Regions from separate parts of the Homo sapiens genome. Here region 1 is linked to region 2. The links are chromatin loops, found by intact Hi-C in ENCODE. Cell type or tissue: natural killer cell. All regions are shown on one strand. Links, peaks and the distances in the headings refer to the core of each region. The heading gives the core; the rest is flanking DNA.

The links. A loop is a pair of places that touch in the nucleus more often than their neighbours do. Peaks named below come from ENCODE experiments on the same cell type or tissue, not always from the same donor. Only the 100,000 strongest peaks of a DNase experiment are listed, where the experiment ranks them.
Region 1: it touches region 2 in a loop (4-fold over the local background); 3 of 110 quality-filtered maps call a loop at or near these places.

Annotation. Positions count from the first base shown.
Region 1 is chr18:24,961,423-24,969,765 of GRCh38, reverse strand. The region is part of intron 1 of LINC01894 (long intergenic non-protein coding RNA 1894); the gene reads left to right. Among named protein-coding and RNA genes, the nearest start is that of LINC01894, 22 kb to the left of the region's middle. RefSeq lists a silencer at 5,343-5,422. In natural killer cell, for the core only: no CTCF peak of the experiment used is centred there; no DNase peak of the experiment used is centred there; H3K27ac peaks cover 242 bases.
Region 2 is chr18:25,021,629-25,029,971 of GRCh38, reverse strand. No RefSeq gene overlaps it. Among named protein-coding and RNA genes, the nearest start is that of LINC01894, 38 kb to the right of the region's middle. RefSeq lists a silencer at 8,301-8,343. In natural killer cell, for the core only: no CTCF peak of the experiment used is centred there; no DNase peak of the experiment used is centred there.

The DNA of each region.
Region 1 (8,343 bases), core at 120-8,119, 60 kb after region 2:
TCCCTCTGTGGGAAATATGCATGAGGAATTCTGCAAGATTTCTCTTTCTATGTGTTACAATTGCAAATAGAGGGAGGCTGCAACTTTTTCCTATAGGCCATGAGACATAGAGCTTTCTAAGCTTAGCTTGGGGCAACACTCACAAAAATATAAAGGAGGTAAAGTCTCTGGATGTCTGTTGTGCTTCATGCCTGCCTTGGTGGCTGAAGCAGGTATAGCCTAAGCTGCCTAAGTCCCTTGTGGACATGAAGCAGTGGCCTCCCTATGTAAAGACTGCCCGCTATATTAGTCCATTTTCTTACTGCTATGAAGAAATGCCCAAGACTGGGTAATTTTTAAAGAAAAATAGGTTTAATGGACTCACAGTTCCATGTGGCTGGGGAGGCCTCACAATTGTGTCAGAAGGTGAAGGAGGAGCAAGGGCATGTCTTACATGGCAGCAGGCAAGACAGCATGTGCAGAAGAACTGTGCTTTATAAAACCATCACATCTTGTGAGACTTATTCACTATCATGAGAACAGCGTGGGAAAAACCCGCCCCCATGGTTCAATTACCTCCCATGGGGTCCCTCCCACAACACATGGGGATTATGGGAGCTACAGTTCAAGATGAGATTTGGGTAGGGACACAGCCAAACCAAATCACCCCCAACTCCTATGGGTGCAGCAGAGGCATATTGCTCTTATTAAGAATTTCTAGCACATTTCCCATGGGAATGGGAAGGAGTGCCAGAAATCCAGAAATGCTTGTCTTATGGAAAGACCCTTGTCAGAAACCTTAAGAGTCCTCCAGGGTTTAGTTCACTTCAGCCTGATAAACACTGAACATCTACTGTGTGTCCAGCATGGGGCTAATAAAATAAAAATGGCCACCAGGTCCTTCATGTGGCCCGTTGACTGTAATGGCAGCCCATTATTGGGGCCCATCAGAGGTGCTCAGGCAGCCTCTTTACATTAATCTTACTAATTGTTTGACTTTCTTGAGCATTTATTTATGGAATATTAAGGATTTTTTTGTAGCAGCTGATTAAAAGATTGCTATTACTGAAGAAAAACATGAATTAAAAACAAAAGCTGCTGGTAGCTTTTATCCATCATCAAGGAATTAACCAATTGGCAACAAGCAGGACAGCTCAATTTCTTTAGATATCTGAGGCCTACATAGCTTAATTGGGGAAGTATGTTAAAAGGAATGGAGTGACATTCATTATGGATTAAGTTAATACATTTCTGACCCATCACATGGCTTAATTTAACAAATTCCACATCTTACTGTTTGGCAGGAAATGGCATCTTATGAACATCATTACCAGTCATTCTGACTTGAGTCAGTGGAAAAGCCTGACTCCATCTGAAAACCGTTAATCTTAATAATACTGTGCCTTGTCTTGGCAGAAGTCTCCATATGCTTGGGAAGCCTAGGACTTGCTCCATACTCTAACTTAGCCTCCCTGCCTTCCCTCTCCTCCGTAACAATCAAAGTGAGAAAGGGAGGAACAGCATCTCCACCTTCCAGTTAAACTCGTCTGGACTGGAGCAGTGTTATTCACTGCTGGGAAAACCAGATACCTCCTGCTATGATTACCATTCGATTTTAAATATAAATAATTAAATTATGATATGTACATGTTTCTATGTCATTAGATCAATTATAGTATCTTTTCATGTAAAAAGGGAAAATGAGAAATTTGGTGAAAAATACCACAAATCACTGTTTTTTTATTATTGACCATCTACCATGAACCATAGAATCTACATGATCATCTCATTTACTCTTCTAAATAACTGTGCAAGATTGATACTGCTACCCTGAATTTGCTTATGCGGAAATTGTTTCAATAAAGTTACATAATTTTCCCTGATGGAAGCAGGTTTCCAACCAAATCATATTGACTCCAGTCCTTCCGATTTACACCTTCTACTCCACCACGTTGCCTTTGGAGAACTGGGGCTTTACTCACAATGCTTGAAGCAATCTATTTCCCTTCCTGAGTCCAACCAAAAGGTTTCATTTCCAACTTACATAGGTAGTACTTGGTTAAGTCGTCTCTTAAGTACTTGGTTATTATTGAGAAGGGATTCTCCCAAATTTCCTCCTTCCCCCTGTGGGAAATATGCATGAGGAATTCTGCAAGATTTCTCTTTCTATGTGTTACAATTGCAAATAGAGGCAGGCTGCAACTTTTTCCTATAGGCCATGAGACATAGAGCCTTCTAAGCTTAGCTTGGGGCAACACTCACAAAAATATAAAGGAGGTAGAGTTAGCCTACGTTTCAGCGTCTCCTACTCTCCCTTAATTACCCATATCCAACAATGCTACATGAAAAACACCACAAAATCTTAGTGGCAGCAATGGTAAGCATTTATTTCTTATTCACTTATCTACAGCTATCTTGGATTGCTCCACTCTAGGCAGAGGGTGTAGGTTTTAGGCGCTACTGAAGTGAGCACCTAAGCTCACCGAGCTCACTGAGCTGTAGGCCCTGCTGTGGATCAGCAGATTGACTAGATTTTGCTAATCTCAGCTTGTCTTGGGTAGGTTTCAGGTCTGCCCTATTCTGGGGCCAATGGGGTATTTATACTAATAGAGAGGCACTAAGTCACAAGACAGATGAGAAAAAGGAGGCAGTGCTCTTAAGGGTCAGAACAGATGCACTATCCCCTCTACCCATATCTGTGGCCAAATCAAGTCACATGGCCAAGCCCATCTTCTATGGAGGTGAGAAGCGGGAGTAAATACTTCTTAAAACTGATCTAGCCTACAACATTCTTTGCTTAACAAAGGGCTTATTAAAATAATTTATACTAAGGTATAAATAACTGATAAAGATTGGTGTTTCATTCCCTTTAGTACCATTTATACCACAACAGGGGCAGTGAGCTTTCACTTAAACAAGAAGTAGGGTGCTAACTGCGTAATTTTAGATGTTAATGAAGCTAGTGAGTAGAATTTAGGGAGAAGGAATATATGATTAGAATTCATTGAACTGCAAATAAAAGAATACCCTTCCAAATCTGGCTTGAGCCAGGGATTGGAAAACTAAGGTCCATGGCCAATACCTGTTTTTGTAAACTAAGATTTATTGAAATAGAAAGAGCCACACCCATATATTTATATACTGTCTATGGTTGAGTTTGCATAAAATGGCAGACTTGAGCAATGACTATGAGGACCCTGTGGTGAAAAGACCTAAGATATTTACTATCTGGCCTATTAAGAAAATGCTTACTAACCCATAGCTTAAACTATAACAAGAAGTCCAAAGGCAAGCACTCTCAGTCCTGCCTCTTGGTTTTGCAACTCCACAATGCCATCAAGGATCCAGGCTCTTTCTATCACTGCACTTACTCATCCTTTTTGTGTTCGTTTTTCATCCTCATGCTTGTAGCCTCATGGTTGCAATATGGATGCCATAGCTCCAGAGATCACATTTTGTGTTTAAGAAAGAGAAAGAGGTGGTGCCAGATAATTCTTCTCTTGTGCCTATCCTTTTAACAAGAAAGCAAAAGTTTTTCTAGAAGTCTCCCCCAGGAGACTTTCTCTTAAACTTCATTAAAAAGTATCATAAGGCCATTAGTCACAGGGGAATCTGGAAAAGTGATTATATCACAAGGGAAAAATCAATTTCCATGTTTGGCCTAAGCCAAACATGATCCAATGTCTTGGGCCAAACATATCACTGACCTAAGAAGGAAAATTACAGTTCTATGGGCAATGAAGAAGGGGAGAATGGAGCTCTGCCACAGGAATGCTGGGAATAACCTATAAAATATAGTTTACTAGCAACCAGAGGCAAGTCTCCATCCCAACCCCTCTGAACACCAGCCTAAATTATGTGCACATAATAAATGCCTTGGTAAATACAATGAGCACCTGATCGACCCCAGTGGACCACCTGCCAAAATTGTCCTTGTTATCTTGGAGTGGCTTTGAGGTTCAGCACCTACCAATGAGCATGTTCCTTGGATGAGACACTAGTCCAGCTTCAGAACTTAGGGCCTTTCCCAGAAAAACTGACCTGGAGCTGGCCATTTTACCATGGCCATAAATGCAGTTACATGAAATACAGCCCCTTACAAGAGTTTTCTAAGATATGCAACTCACTTGCAGACAATGTCCAAACCTTACTTATATCTCCATATACAATGGCTAGCTTTTATTCATTGCTTTGGCATTTATAGATCTTCAATTGTGATCCAGGTACTGCTCTAGGACTTAGAAGTAGAAAGATGACAAATTCACAGATCAAGGCCTGTTGGGAGATCACCATCTAGTTGAAGAGGCAAACATGTAAAAGAGCAATAATAATGTTTTTAAAAGCTAACATTTATTGATCACTGGTTACCTGCTGGACATTCTTCTAAGTGGTTTGGTTTTGATTTTTTAAAAAACGTTTTAACTCATTGAATCATCAGAACAAAGTATGGGGTAGGTGGTACTACCTTTTTTTTTTTTTTTTTTTTTTTTTTTTTTTGAGACAGGGTCTCACCCTGCAACCCAGGCCAGAGTGCAATGGCCCAATCATGGCTCACTGCAGCCTCGACATCGTGGGCTCAAGTGCTTTTCCTACCTCAGCCTCTTGAATAGGGACCACAGACACACATTACCATGCCCAGATAATTATTTTAATTTTTGTAGAGATGAAGCCTCACTATTTTGTCCAGGATGGTCTTGAACTCCTGGCTTCAAGCAGTCCTCTCACCTTGGCCTCCCAAAGTGCTGGGATTACAGGCCTGAGCCACCATGCTGGGCCCAATGCTACCATTATCCTTTCTTTTGTAAAAGATGAGAAACTGAAGCAGAGAGAGATAAAGTCATTTGCCCCAGATCACACAGCCAGTAAGGCATAGAGCCAGGATTTGAACTCAGTGAGTCTGGATCAAAGCCTATGTGCTTAATCGCTCTGATGAATTTCCATCAAAATATGATAAGTGCTAATGAAACCTCCATTGCAAAATTATGATGGTAAGAGGAACCTGACACTGTTGACTCCATCTTGCTTCTAGCCTCCCAGCTGTCTTTGGTAATTCCTGGGTGTAGGCCAAGTGAACTTTGAGAGGAATTTAGTTTATAGTCCCAAAACTAAACTGCATTTGTAAAACTAACAAAAGGCCACAAAGTTAGGATTGTGAGAGGGGCCCAAATTCTGCTAAAATGTAGGCATAGTTAAATGATAACCAGCCATTGTTTTGGAGGTCACAAGATTTGTGACTTCCCCAGTTACTCCTGTAGTGATGTTATCATTACTATTGTGGAACCTAAGATTGGCCTTTAAAGATGTCTTTTCAGACTTCTGCATTGCTAACCACAAGCTGACTCCACCCAGACCTGTGACTTGTCACTCAACTGGTCCTTTGGCCCCACCCAGAGGCAGACACAGTGCCCGAGGACCGTGAAATCATAGGCCACACCCCTGTGATTTCATCCCCAACCAAGCAGCAGCACCCATTTCCTAAACCTCTGCCTACCAAACTATCCTTGAAAAACCCTAACCTCTGAGCCTTCCGGGAGACGATTTGAGTAATAACTCCATCTTCTGTGTGGCCAGCCTTGTGTTAATTAAACTCTTTCCTTACTGCAATACTGTGGTCTCAGGGAATTGATTTTGTCTGTGCAAAAGGCAGGAAGAATCCATTCTAAGAAACCTTCAAATCTGGTGCTTTTGGGTGCAGAGAGGTGAAAGCATTTAAGTCCGTCTACAGAGAGTTTTCATGAAGAAAACACCCCATGGACTGGGCCCTGAAAGACAGAGTTTGCATATAAAAATGAGTGAGAGGACTGGATTTCAGAGAGAACCTCATGGGCATGCATGCAAGAAGGAGAAAGCAGAATTCAGAGTTCAATATGCAGGAGTTGCAGGTAACTGAACTACTTTTACTTGGCAACATAAACTGGTTTGAGATGCACCTCCTTTCGTGTACCCTTCCAATCATTTATTAGAAGAAAATCGCAAATGCTGGAAAGCTGGAAGAAGAAGGAATTCAAAACATATAGATAATATTCATGCAGAACAGTTCACCCATAAATGAAGAATTGAATATTTGTGGGAAATATTTTTTTGCTTCTGTGGAAAAGTGCCCAAATGCAGCTTGTCTTGTTATGGTTAGATGAGTCTTAGCCAAGGATCGGTCTTTGCCAACCATTTAGGACCAATCGAATGCAAATTTATCTGCGATTGAGCAAAACAGAATAAATAAAATAACCAAGCCCATTAGAAGGTACTTTCAAGAGATTGAATCATTAAAGAACAGTGCTGAGTTGACTAAAAAGTAGAGGAAATCATCCAAAATCAGTTTTCACTTAGATAGATGGAAACTAACTAAATAATTTAGCTTACTTGGAGATGACTTCATTAATTTGTTCATTCATTTAAGAAATATATACGTAAGTGTATATTATCTATATTATATATATTTATATTATATATATTATATATACACATAAGTGTATATCTATATTATATTATATTACATATATAATTATCTATTATCTATATTATATTACATATATAATATATAGTCCCAAAACTAAACTGCCTTTGTAAAACTAATTATATGTAATTATATATAATCATATATATAAATATATATTACATAGATTATATATTATATATGTAAAATTATATATATATTATCTATTGAGCACTTCTTATTTAGCCTCCCTTCCAGGCTCTGGGCACACAATGGTAAACAGCTAGACCAAGTTTGCCCTCATGGAGCTTATATCTAGTAGAGGAACTTACTTAATAAGGAAATGCTCAGTGGGTACCTATTAGTAAATGGACTGGATTCCACATGCAGGCTTGTAAAGCATACATCTCTCAGGAGACAGCCTCTCACCTCTCAAGCTGTTGTAGGAGAGAATATTTGTGTAAGAGCATTGCATGTGCTCTGAGCATTTGTGTGGGTGGCAGTGGTGTGCATACAGCAATAAGAAAGATCATATTCAGTCTCTACTTCTCTCTCAGTGGCATACATGGGATCTATTAGGTTGGTGCAAAAGTAATGGCAGAAACCACCATTACTTTTGCACCAACCTATAGACTACTAAGAAATGGGTTTGTAAAGCCATTAAGGCAGCTTTGTCGGTTGGCAAAACGGTTCTGGAGTGTGAGGGGCCCAAAGCACCTTCGCATAAGATTCTTCTCCAAATTCTAGACCTATTAAGAGATGGACACAGCTGGGTCTGGTGGCTTATGCCTGTAACCCCAGCACTTTGGGAGGCCAAGGCAGGCAGACTGATTGAGCTCAGGCATTCGAGACCAGCCTGCAACATGGCGAAATCTCATCTCTACAAAAAAATTAGCCGAGTGTGGAGTCACACACATGTAGTCCCATTTACCTGGGAGGTTGAGGTGGGAGAATCGCTTGAGCCTGGGAGGTCGAGGCTGCAGTGAGCCAAGATCGTGCCACTGCACTTGAGCCTGGTTGACAGAGTGAGATCTTGTCTCAAAAAAAAAAAAAAAAAAAGGGATGGACCAGAAATTAGGCAGATGGAGGGCCACATATGAGCTTTGTCTCTGATAAGGAGATTTTAAAGATTACAGAGTGCTTAGATGTGTGGCCACAATTGGGCTTCCTCACAGTTTCCTCTCTGAACTGAGCTTACCCACCTAGCTGCAGACTATTCCCTGTCACCACCAACGGGTAGAACCCACATAGTGAGCATGGTGCAAGGAGAAACAAAGAATCTCTATATCCTGAGGACAGGCCACTTTGAAAAAAAGAGGAGAGCCAAAAAGAACTGAAACGTGAATACCTAGCCCCTTCTTCCATCTTTAGCCTTTGGTAGACAGATTACATATGTAACAGGAACTCAGGAAAAATAGTCTAACCAAAATGTAGTATTGTTCTCACTGACACATGTTCCAGATGTAGACAGTCCAGAGTTAGCACTGCAGTGCCATCAGACCATAAGGGGTCCTAGTTCCCTTCGCCTTTCTGCTCCATCCTCCTTAATCTGTGTTCCTGTCTTCATGGACACAAGATGGCTGCTCCCCCTCCAGTCATCACATCTAGTCCTAGGCAGGAAAAAGGGGAAGAACCAAAGGCAAAAGCTGAAAAGGGACTTGTCAGTTGAGTTGTCCTCCTTTAGCAAGCTTTACCCCAAGCCCTATCTGGATGACCATTTACATCTCAATAGCCAGAACCAAAGCAAATCTACCCCTGGCTACAAGGAAGCCTAGGGAGGAGAAAATACTTTTTTGGTAACATTGGCACACTCAACAGAATCAGGGCTCTCCTACTAAGGAGGAAGAGGAGAACACATATTATACAAAAGGAGAATGTAACTGCATCTGGATGCCTTAGGGAGAATCCCTGGAAGGCAGAACCTATTTTGC
Region 2 (8,343 bases), core at 135-8,134:
CCATGGCATATATTTACCACATTTCCTTTATCCAGTCCTTCACTGATGGACACAGGTTGATTCCATGACTTTGCTATTGTGAATAGTGCTGCAATAAACATACGAATGGAGGTGTCTTTTGATATGATGATTTCTTTTCTTGCAGGTAGATACCCAGTAGTGAAATTGCTGGATCAAATGGTCATTCTCTTTCTAGTTCTGTGAGAAATCTCCATACTATTGTCCATAGAGGTTGTACTAATTTACATTCCCACCAACAGTGTATATGTGTTCCCTTTTCTCTGCAACCTTGCCAACATCTGTTGTTTTCTGACTTTTTAAGAATGGCTATTCTGACTGGGGTACTTTTCTTTTTTAAAGGTTTAAATAATGTGAATCACCTACTTTCTGTTCTTGTTCTGAAAGTATATCACTAGCTTTTCTTTCCTGTTCTTCTAACAGGTCCTTCTTTTTTCTTTGGAGTGGCTATAGTGAAAAACTACTCCATTTGCGGTTGGAGAAAACACAACATCAAGAAGAGCTTCTTTCTTGAAGTCTACTCATATTGGTGGCTGCTTCCAGATTGATTCAACATCATTATTTTTACCCAGCAGCTGGGCATTGGGGCACAAGCAGGCTCTTTGGAATTTGCTGAAAGATAATGGGGAGATTGGGTCAGGGGTACACCACCCAAATTGAGTCCAGTTGCGGTCATTCTGAGATATTCTAATTTTTAAAAATCCTGACAGATGGCTTTGCTCAAAGAACAATGTGCAATCTGATTTTTAGTTTCAGTTATTGGCCAGTTTTATAAACTGAAGGTAGGGTCATTTGCTGAGTTTAAAGTCAGAGCCTGAACTTGATTCAAAGTTTGAATTCATTTAGAAGGTATGAAGTGATTACAATGTGTCAGGCATCTTACTAAGCTCTGGGGAACAAGAAATAAGACACAGTTTTCAGGGAGTGTAAACATTTCCTTTTATGCACATATATTGTATGGGGTTTTTTTGTTTGTTTAGTTTTGTTTGTTTGTTTTGAGACAGAGTCTCGCCCTGTCCCCCAGGCTGGAGTGCAGTGGTGCGATTTCGGCTCACTGCAAACTCCGCCTCCTGGGTTCAAGCGATTGTCCTGCCTCAGCCTCTTGAGTAGCTGGGATTACAGGTGCCCACCACCACGCCTGGCTAATTTTTGTATTTTTAGTAGAGATGGGGTTTCACCATGTTAGCCAGGCTGGTCTCGAACTGCTGACCTCAGGTGATCCACTCACCTCTGCCTCCCAAAGTGCTGGGATTACAGGTGTGAGGCACCACGCCTGGCCCCTTTTATGCACATATATTGGCTTTAAAATTAGTATACATGTGCAGCATTGCCCCCTTATCCAAGGGGGATATGTTCCAAACATGGATATGCTGGACAAAGGGATGATTCAGGTGCCAGGTAGGATGCAGCAGTATAGTGAGAGATTTTATCATACTACTCAGAAATGACGTACAGTTTAAAACCTATGAATTGTTTATTTTTGAAATTTTCCATTTAATATTCTGGACCGCAGTTGATCGCAGGTAACTGAAACTGCAGAAAATGAAACCACAGATAAGGTGGGACTACCGTAAGTATTCGTTAATTCATTTAGCGGGGCTCTATACTAGGCATTGGCAGAAGGCAATGACTGTGACATAGTGTTTACCCTAGAATCATTACAGATAAACACTTCACTGCAACAAACTATACTGACCTGGTGGGGAGAAAAAGAATAACAACTTCAATTCCAGTACAATGTGATGAAGTGCATGAAGGAGCACATTCCAGGCAACCAGAGCAGGCTGCCCTGAGGTGCTGAGCTCTGCAGGGTCTTGAAAATGGTAGCTCTTAGGAGAATTGTGTTGAGGAAGAACTCTGGTGCATGGCTGGCCAGATACCTTGGTTACCAGAAGAGTCACTCCTCTCTCATTTCAGCTGGTCTTTTTCATCAAATTAGTTTTTCCTTACCTTTCCTGTCTGATTTCTTTTGGCATCCAGTGAAGGCATATAAAGTGTCACCTAGAGGTTATTTCTGTCTAGCCAGCCCACTTCTCCCAGGTGTCTGGAAGAGTGGGTTTTGCAAAGGGTTGTTAGGCAATTGTGTGATTATCTCTTTCCCTTCTTCCTTTTGTTTTCCCTAGGCATATCTCTACTCTGTTAGAAGTGAACACACACAGTTTGGAACTACAGTATCTAATTTTCAAGGAAAGAGCTCATGGAGAATTGCTTCTTACAGTGGCTAATAAGTATCTGTCTGCAGTACTACTTCAGAAAGTCCATGTATCTCTGAGTTGATATAGCAAATTTCAATCAATCTAGGTTTTGTTCTGTCTTTAGCTCCAAGACAACGATCCCATTGGTCTGTTGTATCTAATGACCAGAGTTTTATTTCTGTTGTTACTGCTGTTGGACATTTCTTGGATGCTTGATACTGTGATCTGAGCATTTTTATCATGGCTGACAAACACTTGTATTGGTCTATCTGGAAAAGTCCTTCCCTGTTTGAATCTTATTTTTCTCTGTGTATGGAGTTCATTGTTTTTGAACTCTGAGTTTCGACTGTGACCTAAGTTGTTCCTTGATGCACGAGGAATTGGGGCAGGAACTCATTTTACTTAGCATTTAGGTACTTTTTTTGGCCAGCATTGTTTTTTAGGGTAGTTTCGATCCAGTATATTAGACATCTTCAGATCATGACCCCAATTTGTCTATAAGGGGCACACACTTCATCTCCGGCTTTCTGTTTTTAATGTGCCCTTGGATGAGGAAGCCTAAAAAGCAGTTATGCAAGAGTTTTACAAAAGAACACCTGGGAGAAATCCCCTCAGAGTTAACACAACACAGGTGAGTGTGAGGACGGGGTTGAGGTAGGAGAACCACACCAGTGATTGCATGAAGACACCGACTCACTGTTTTTTTATGAGGACAGCCTCTTTCTGGCAGCCAATTATATTTTATTGTGTTCCAGTAAATCAAAATAACCAATTGTAACTAAAGGAAATTTCAAAATGAATAAGATAGAAGTTCAACCATTATTATACAAACATGCTACTGTATGAATACTATGTTAAGAAAAATTCCAAAACTCTACCTATAGGGAAAAATAAAGGCTGGAAGGAAATAATCCAAAACATTGACAGAGAAGGGACTATGGAGAATATATCCTCCACATTTTTCCATTTTCAAAACTTCCTTTCATGTACACATGTTGTGTTTTTAGGATAAACATACAGAGAGATTTATTAATTTATGTTGCTGGGCTCTATGCTAGGCACTGGTGATAAGGCAATGAGCAGGACATAGCCTTTGCCCAAGAATTACTACAAATAATCAATTCACCATAAGAGCTACTACAATTAATATGTGAAAAGTGCTCCTGGGAGCTCAAGAAATAAAAAAATAGGAAAGCTCTGCATATATCTTAAGTTTATCCCTAAGTATTTCATGTTTCAGATGCTATAGTAAAATGTAATGGTAATGTTTTTCACTTTATTTTTGAGACAGGGTATCTATCGCTCTGTTGCCTAGGCTGGAATATAGTGGCATGATCATAGCTCACTGCAGCCTTGATCTCTGGGCTCAAGTGATCCTCCTGCCTCAGCCTCCCGAGTTGCTGGGACTACAGGCACCACACCAGCTAATATTTTGTATTTTTTGTAGAGATGGGATTTTACCACATTGCCCATGCTGGTCTTGAACTCCTGGGCTCAAGTGATCCACCCACCTTGGCCTCTGAAAGTGCTGGGATTACAGACGTAAGCCACAGTGTCCAGCCTTTCTTTCAATTTTCAGTTACTCATAGCTAGCATATAGGATGCAATTGGTTTGTATATTGACCTCAAATCCTTTGATCTTGCTAAATTCATTTATTAGACCTACTGCCTTTCTTTTTTGTAAAGTCCTTAAGATTTTGTAAGTGCATGATCATAGAATTATCAAATATAGGCTTTTGTTTCTTTCTTTCCAATGTACATATGAATGGCTATAAGCACATTAAAAAATGTTCAAAATTACTAGTCATCACAGTGAGATACCACTTCACAACCTTCAGAATAGCTAATGTAAAAAAGACGGAAAATAGTTTTGGTGAGGATGTGGAACAACTGAAATTCTCACATGCTGTTGGTGGGGAAAGGAAATGTTACAATCACTTTTATTTACATCTTTTCATTCTTTATTACAATGTCTAGGAGCTGAAGTACAATGCTAAATTGAAGTGGTGAAAGTGAATATCCCTGCTTGTTCCTGATCTCAGTGGAAGGCATTCCATTTTTTATCATTTAGTATGTTATTGTAGAAGTTTTGCTTTTTGGGTTTGTTTGTTTGTTTTTGAGACAGGATCTCACTCTGTTGCTCAGGCTAGAGTGCAGTGGTGCCATCATAGCTCACTGCAACCTTGAATTTCTGGGCTCAAGCAATCCTCCTAAATAGCTGGGACTACAGGAGTGCACCACCGTGCCTGGCTAGTTTATCATTATTGTTACTATTTGTAGAGACAGGGTCTCATTTTGTTGCTCAGGCTGGTCTTGAACTCCTGGCCTCAAGTGATCCCACCACCTCAGCCTCCAGAGTCATTGGGATTACAGGCATAAGCCACTGTACCTCGTGTATAGGCTTTTTAAACATAGATTTTCCTGGCTGGGTGCAGTGGCTCATGCCTGTAATCCCAGCACTTTGGGAGGCTGAAGCGGCAACATCGCTTGAGGCCAGGAGTTTGAGATCAGCCTGGCCAACATGGGAAAACACTGTCTCTACTAAAAATACAAAAATTAGCCGGGCATGGTGGCTCACACCTGTAATCCCCACTACTCAGGAGGCTGAGGCACGAGAATTGCTTGAACCTGGGAGGCGGAGGTTGCAGTGAGCCGACGTTGGGCCACTGCACTCTAGCCTGGGTGACAGAGCAAGACTCTGCCTCAAAAAAACGACAACAAAAGAACATAGATTTTCCATATCAATGGGAAGACGTTATCTCCTATTACTAGTTTACTAGCTCTCATTATGAATAGGTGTTGAAATTTGTTAAAGGTTTTCTGAGCATCTAGCGAAATAATTTTTTTGCCTTATTAAAAATACACAAATTACATTGATTTATTATTGAATGTTAAATCAGGCTTTACATCTCATTTGTTCAAGATGTAGTCCTCCTTTTACATTTTGCTGTATTTGACTTGGTACATTTGGCTAAGAATTTTTTGTGTCTGTATTCTTGAGGGATATTGATTTGTAGTTTCTTTTTTGAAACAAGGTTTTCAGCCTGGTTTTATACCAAACTAATGCTGGCTAAAAAAACAAAACAGAGACAGAGTTGGAAAGTAACTCTTTTTTTTTTTTTTTTTTTTTTTTTTGAGACAGAGTCTTGCTCTGTCACCCAGGCTGGAGTGCAGTGGCACGATCTCGGCTCACTGCAAGCTCCGCCTCCCAGGTTTATGCCATTCTCCTGCCTCAGCCTCCCGAGTAGCTGGGACCACAGGCGCCGGCCACCACACCCGGCTATTTTTTTGTATTTTTAGTAGAGATGGGGTTTCACCGTGTTAGCCAGGATCATCTCGATTTCCTGACCTCATGATCCACCTGCCTCGGCCTCCCAAAGTGGGAAAGTAACTCCCAAAAGACGTTATGTGAAATTTGTATTTTTTCTTCCTCAAATGTTTGATAGAACTCACCACTTTCCTTCTGGAAAAGTTTTTATTAATCCAATTTCTTTTAAGACAAGGCTATTCAATTTTCTATTTTTTCTTGTCTCCATTCTGAAAATTTGTGCCTTTCAAGAAATTTTTCAATTTCATTTACGGTGTTGAAACTCCTGGTGTAAAATTGTTCATGATATTTCTATATTCTCATTTTAATGTTTGTTGGACCTGTAGTGAAGTTCTGCTCATATTGGTAACTTGTGCCTTCTCTCATTCTTTTTGATCTTTCTAGAACACTATTAATTTTACTGATTCTTTCAAGCTAAACTTTTTTGGCTTTGTTAATATTTTTTGTTGTTTATTTCTATTTCTCTGATTTTTTTCTTTTTACTCTTTACTACTTCTTTCTTCTACTTACTTTGCATATAGTTTGGTCTTCCTTTTCTAGCTTCCTAAAATGGATAGTTCAATTATTGATTTTATACTATTTTTTTCTACTATCAGCATTTAAAGCCATAAACTTCCCTCTAAGTAGGACATTTGCTGCCTTCTGCAAACTTTGATATGTTGTGTTTCATTACTATTTAGTTTAAAATATGTTAAAATTTTCTTCATAATTTCTACATTGTGTCATGGATTATTAAAAGTGAGTTGTTTGATTTCTAAATATTTGAGGTTTTCTTAAAATTTTATTGTTGTTGAGTTTCAATTAAATTTCATTGTAGTCAGAAAAAGCACTCTGTAATATGGTAATCTTTTGAAATATATTGAGACTTGTTTTAGTCAGCATATGCTCTACTTTTGTGGATCTACCATATGAATTTAAAAGAATATATATTCTGCATTTGTTGGATATAGTCTGCTATAAATCACAATTAGGTAAAAGTGGTTGATAGGGTCACTTAATTCTTCTAGATCCTCAATGACTTTTTTTTTGGTCTAGCTAGCATATCAATTACTGAGACATTTGTGAAAGTCTGTAACTGTGATTGTGGATTTGTCTATTTCTCTGTCAATTTTTCCTTGGTTATATTGAAGCTGTCTTATTAGATACATAAATATATATAATTATTATGTTTTTCTGATATATTAGGTTGGTGCAAAAGTAATTGCGGTTTTGGCAAAAAACACAATTACTTTTACACCAAGCTAATATTTACCCATTTGCCATTATAAAGTTTCCCTCTTTGTCTCTAACAATACATCTCATGTTGAAGTCTATTTTTTCTGCTATTAATATAGCCAATCTTATTTTCTTGTGCCTACTATTAGCATGACATGACTTTTTCAATCTTTTTACTCTTAACCTATTTGTTTCTATATATTTCAAGGGCACCTCCTGTAGACAGCATATAATTAATTCTTCATTTCTTATTCAGTCTGACAATCATGTCTTTTGATTGGATATCTGACTAATTTAAATTTGGTGCAGTTGTTGAAATAGATGATTTTAGGTCACCATTTTGCTGTTTATTTTGTTTGTCTTGTCTTATCTCTCTTGATGCTTGTTTGTTCCTCCTTTACTACCTTCTTTTGTGTTAATCAAACATTTTTTAGTATTTTGTTTAATTTCTTTACTGGCTTTCTAGCTATATCGAGCTAATTATTAAATTTTAATAGCATTGTTCTAGAGGTAACAACATATATCTTTCATCTTTCACTTGTCCCAATCTACTTAGAGTTCATACTGAATAATTTCAGATAAAATATAGTAACCTTGCAACAGTATATTTTAATTTCCCTGTCTTCCTATTTTAGTGTTATTGTTGTCATTTGAATATGAAATCAATATGTTATCAACTCAATAATACAGTTTTACAAATTTTGCTTATGACACATTTGCTGGTGTCATTTCCTTTCAGCCTCAAAAACTAACTTTATAGGTATGAGCTGAGAGAAGTGAAAATAAAAAAAATTAAATTTGAAACCTACTTTAGCTTTTGTAGTAGCACAGTTCTGCTAGCAATTAATTATCTTAGTTTTGTTTATCTGGCAATGCCTTAATTTCTCTTTCATATATGAAGGATAAATTCTTTGGATACAAAATTCTTGGTTGCCAGTTTTTTTCTCTCTCCAACAGTTGAAATATGCCATTCTAATTTCATATGACTTTCATTACTTTGATGTAAAGTCACCATTGATCATATCATTGTTCTCCTGTATGTAACATGCCATCTTTCTCTGGCTGCTTTAAAGATTTTCTCATTATCTTTGACTTTCAGCATTTTCACTATGAAGGTTTATTCTGGCTAGGGTTTGCTGAGTTTCCTAGATTTGTAATTTAAAGTTTTTTCCATAAAATTTTTGAAGTTATAGGCCATTCTTTCTTTTAACACTTTCCTGCCCCTTTCTCTTCTCTCCTATTCTCTCCGCCTACCATTCCAATTACACCACTTTTTATCTCTTGATATAAATAGGTCTCTGATGCTCTGTTTATTTTTCTTCAAGTTTTTTTCTTTGTGTTATTCAGATTGAGTAATTTCGGTTAATCTCATTTAAAGTTTATTAACTCTTTCTTCTGATACTTCAATCTGTCTTTAAAACTAAATTTTAGTTAATTTTTTATTTAACTGAAATGAGTAAATTCTTCACTTAAGTGATGGTGCTTCTTAGCTCTAGAGTTTCCCTTTCTTATAGTGTCATTCCTCTGTTGAGATTTTCTAACAGCTCTTTCATTAAGACCATTTTCCTTGAATACTTTGAAAGTATT